2 separate regions of the Homo sapiens genome follow, and region 1 is linked to region 2. A link is a loop called in an ENCODE intact Hi-C map of the cell type or tissue named here. Cell type or tissue: prostate gland. All regions are shown on one strand.

Evidence for each region. Hi-C counts contacts between places; a loop is a spot of excess contacts. Peaks named below come from ENCODE experiments on the same cell type or tissue, not always from the same donor. Only the 100,000 strongest peaks of a DNase experiment are listed, where the experiment ranks them.
Region 1: it touches region 2 in a loop (2.1-fold over the local background); 2 of 110 quality-filtered maps call a loop at or near these places.

Annotation. Positions count from the first base shown.
Region 1 is chr10:7,663,911-7,666,410 of GRCh38, forward strand. The region is part of intron 1 of ITIH5 (inter-alpha-trypsin inhibitor heavy chain 5); the gene reads right to left. Among named protein-coding and RNA genes, the nearest start is that of ITIH5, 1.8 kb to the right of the region's middle. In prostate gland, no CTCF peak of the experiment used is centred here; no DNase peak of the experiment used is centred here; H3K4me3 peaks cover 986 bases.
Region 2 is chr10:7,603,457-7,605,956 of GRCh38, forward strand. All of the region lies in intron 7 of ITIH5 (inter-alpha-trypsin inhibitor heavy chain 5), which reads right to left. Among named protein-coding and RNA genes, the nearest start is that of ITIH5, 62 kb to the right of the region's middle. In prostate gland, no CTCF peak of the experiment used is centred here; no DNase peak of the experiment used is centred here.

The DNA of each region.
Region 1 (2,500 bases), 60 kb after region 2:
TACTCAATAACTGGTGGCTTTTACTATTTTGTCAATCTAAAACTGCTTTGATAATAATGGGAATATAACTCTATCTTTAAAGACACCATATAAATTTAAGCTAACAAAACAGATAAGTCTGTAGCAGACAGTTTTTATACAAGGGATTTTCTTTTAAATACTAATTTCCCAAAATATCCTTTAAAAATACTACTATTCAAAGTGTGCGGCTAGGCACAGTGGCTTATGCCTGTAATCCCAGCACTTTGGGAGGCCAGGGCAGGTGGATCACTTGAGCTCAGGAGTTTGAGACCAGCCTGGCCAACGTGATGTATTTTTGTCTCTATTAAAAATACAAAAATTAGCCAGGCATGGTGGAGTGCACCTGTAATCCCATCTGCTTGGGAGGCTGAGGCATGAGAATCACTTGAACCCAGGAGCCAGAGGTTGCAGAGAGCAGAGAGCCTGCCACTGCACTCCAGCCTGGGCGACACAGCGAGATTCCGTCTCAAAAAAAAAAAAAAAACTAAAATGTGTTCCATGGACCACCTGCATCAGAATCATCTGCGCCCCATCCCAAACCCAATGGATCTAAACCAATGGAAGTGGAACTCAGGAAGCTGAATGTTTAATGAACACCCCAAGTGACTTTTTCCACCCCAAGGGTGAAAACCACTGCTTTTAGGAGTCATTCCACTATGGGTTACTGAGTACCCACTGTCTACAGATGGGGTGAAGGGTGAGAGGTGAAGGAACTTGAATCTAAGGTGTTACTGGTATATTTCCAATTACAGGTGAATGACAAATAACTGCAATGCAAGTTAATAGTCATATTCAGCTATATTAAAATTTGCATAAGATTTGCATAGACTTACATTTTTCAAATTAAGTTTACATACAATTTTAAAGACCATAATGATTGAGAATAGAGTGCTCATTACATTCCCAGGTTCTGTTCTAAGATTTAAGTATATTAATTGTTTCACTTTTCAAAATCCTAAGTAATTGCATCATCCCCATACAGAGATAGAGGCTCACAAACGTTAAGTAACTCCTCAGTAAGTGCAGAGCCAAGATTTGAACCCAGAATTCTGGTGCTAAAGCCTATGCTCTCAAACCCTATATCACAAAAACTAAATATAAAAAAGAACGGATTAGGGATAAAAGGTAAAATTGCAAGTTCATAGAACTTTATACCTTGGATTTTTTTTCCTGATTTAGTCATTTTCAAGATAAATAAATATTGTGCTGGGTTGAAGACAGCATGAAATCACTAAAAGAGGTCAAGCCATGTTTTTTTATGACAGCAAGTCCATAGACTGTGAAGCCTACTTGAACTTGGTATATGCTAGAGTTTAAACAGCCTTCCTAGTTCAGACACAGAATCTTTGTTTCAGTCCATCCCACACTGTCCTGTCTCCACACCCCCAAAAAAGTTTCAAGATCTTTACCCTAAATTCCTTCACTCAGCATGTCAGCAGCATGAGTCTAAGACCATGGCCAGCATTAAGTGCTGACAGTGTTTTAAGCACTTGGGTGTCATAATGCATTCAGTCCTCACAACCCTATCATTTCTCCACATTTCACAGAAGAGGAATATAAGGCCGAAAGGCACTTGATCAGGGTCCCAGAGCTGATAAGTGACAGAATCAAGAATCAAGTGGTCCCAGACATCCTGGTACCAAGCCCATGCCTTCAGCCATCTACTAAAACATCTCCCAGTTATTGAGCGTCCACTGTATACCAGGTGCTTAACACAAATTAGCTGAGTCCTTGCAAGTTTGCTCAAAAAGAGCCGCATTCCCTGCCCTGACCAACGAGGACATGAAGGCTCTGAGAGATTAAAGGGCTTGCCCGGAACACACAACTAAAGCCCAGCCTGTCTCTGCATCCAAAGCCTGCACTTTTCCAACATCACTACGATGCCTCCTGGGATTTTATTAGCTACTCCCCCCCTAGAAGGAAGTATCATTACTACCACTTTACTGTTAAGCACATTCACAGGACAGAGAACATGAAGATAACTGTCTTCATATTTAGGCAGTTGGGCTTCAAAACTGCTCTTCAAAACAGGGGCTGGAAAAGGGAGAAAAGGTCCGCCTACTTGTATCTTCCTCCCACCGTGCACAAACACGCTGGAAGCTAAACGGCTTAAATATTTAAATGGCATGTGTGTGAAAGCACTTCTACTTTGTGACAGGGCCATGTTGCACATTAGCTCTCAATGCTATTTGTGTGAACCCGCTTCATACTTTTTAAAGACAAAAATGCTCTATTCATCATTTTATTGACATTTCATATTTGCAGGTTTTATTCGCCTGCGAGGTTAAGACATTTGAAACACAAATCCTGACAAACGCACAGACCAGCAACTCGAGGAACTCAGACGCTTTGGCTCTCGGTGCCACCTTTAAATGCTAAACCACCGGTAGGTAGTCGCTAAATGGGAAAGTCGTGTTCTCCCGGTTTTCAGGTGGGAAAAGCTGAGGCTCCCAGGAGTCTAGAACTCCTCTCATATTGC
Region 2 (2,500 bases):
AAAATTAGATAGTGGTGATGGTTTCACAACTCTCTGAAAATACTAAAAGCCACTGAATGGTATGCTTTAAAAGGGTGGATGTTATGGGCTGTGAATTCTATCTCAACAACGCTGATACGGTTTTGTTTTTTGTTTGCTTGTTTTTCAGATGGAGTCTCGCTCTGTCGTCCAGGCTGGAGTGCAGTGGCGCGATCTTGGCTCACTGCAAGCTCCGCCTCCCGGGTTCACACCATTCTCCTGCCTCAGCCTCCCGAGCAGCTGGGACTACAGGCCCCACCACCACGCCCAGCTAATTTTTTTGTATTTTTAGTAGAGACGAGGTTTCACTGTGTTAGCCAGGATGGTCCCGATCTCCTGACCTTGTGATCCGCCCTCCTCGGCCTCCCAAAGTGCTGGGATTACAGGCATGAGCCACCACGCCCGGCCTGATATGGGTATTTTTGAAGTGTGTGGCATGACTGTCCCTTGGTCTGCGTGGACTGCCTCCTTGTGTGTTTTGTGCTGTTGTGTCGTGAGCGTCTTCTCAGAGGGGCTTTATCCGGGGGAATCCCCTGCAGCATAAGTTGGTGCCACGGCCCTGCAGGAGCTTCCCAGGCACCTCCAGGTTCTCCCTGGTCCAGAAGCCCTTGATGGGTAGATTATCAGAGTTCCTTGATTCCATGGTAGTGTACATTCAATCACCTGCTCACATGCTTCCAGGCTATTTGATTTGGGTCCCATGGTTATAAGGGAAGTCTTCCCTTGCCCCCCAACCTCCAAAGCCAAACAGAGTTGGGCAACCTTCTATGTTGTCTTCCTGCATCAGTGGGTGGAGGTTTCCTCTGCCTACTCTCCCCTAAGGGTGCAGTCCTTTGATGGAGCCAGCTTCATCAGGGGTCTCAGGTTCAACCCCCCACCTCAGAGCGCCCAAGCTCTCATCTGCTGTTCCCACAGGGTCATGAAAGCCTCAGGCCCGAGGACCCAGCGAGTGGTAACTCTCCTGGGGGATATCACTTAACTCACACGCTCCGCGTTTTCCTTCTCCGTCCTCTTTTCATTCTGAGACTCTTAGATTGTGTCTTCCTTACCAGCAAGATGTGTTTCGATTCATCTCCTTTTCTAAATGTTTGTATCAGGAAGGTTTTCAAGTTATCTGGTCCAAAACATGACCCAAACCTTCACACTATAGCATATTCAGCCTTCTTTCATGCCTCGTGGTTTTCCCCAACCAAGAATTCACTCATTCTTTTCCTGCCAAGAAAATTGTATCCCATCTTCAAGAACCAGTTCCTTTTCCATCTCCATCATTAATCTTTCCCTATCTCAAGTTATTTCTCTCCCCTACAATCCTTTCCACTATCTATGTTAGTTTTGAATAATGTAAGATTGTTTCATTTTTTCTTCTTTTTTGAATGGAGTCTGTGTCGCCAGGCTGGAGTGCAGTGGTGTGATCATGGCTCACTGCAACCTCTGCCTCCCGGGTTCAAGCGATTCTCCTGCCTCAGCCTCCTGAGTAGCTGGGATGATAGGTGCCCACCACCACACCCAGCCAATTTTTGTATTTTTAGTAGAAACGAGATTTCACCATGTTGCCCAGGCTGGTCTCGAACTCCTGACCTCAGATGATCTGCCCCTCTTGGCCTCCCAAAGTGCTGGGATTACAAGCATGAGCCACTGGGCTTTGTCTATTCTGTTTCTTTTCCCCAGCAAAATTCTAAAGTTCTCGGTGAAAGTGACTTAGGGCTGATGCCTTTAGAGACACGCTTTCTCCTGCCTCCACGCTTTGCACATGTCACGCATCTCTCTCATTCTGCTTGGATCCAATCCCCCTCTTCTCATGCCACCCACTCGATTAACTTCTAAGAGGCCTTTGAGACTCACCCAACTACGCCCTCCTCTGAGAATCATTCATCATCCCCTACTCTCCCACTACTAAAAAGAACTGATTACCACCCCATCACGCAACTACTGGCCCTTACATATGCCCTATTACACAGAGCACTCCCTATATAATTTTTGCCTGACTTTCTCTTCTTCTCTGAGCTTCTTGTGAGGAAAGGCTGTGTCTCATTTATCTCTGTGTCCCCCATACCTAGCACCCCACCCCCAACAGCCTATAACCCATAATTGTTTCATGTTTGGAGAATCTGAAGTCTAGAGTTAAAGTCAAAGTGGGAAGCTGAGTGACAGTCAGGTGTCCCGAACCCAAGAAGTGGGGGGCTGTGCTATCAGGCAATGCCAGCGCTTAGGAATTTTACCCAGTTGCAATTTCAATCAGCCAGCCAAGACTACACAATCCCTGAGTAACAAAGCATTCTGACACTGATAAGCACTTCTCATTTAATTCTCTTTGACTTGTAGTGTTTATCTTGCTGTTACTTGTAGCAAAGTTTCGTTTCAGCCCCTATCTAGCCCTTTACAGAAAAAGTCTGCCAATTCCAATTTGGGACTTAAGTGAAAAACTGGGAAACCAGAAAGGAGGAAACTAGGCTTTTCTGTGATTTCCTGGCGCCACACTTTC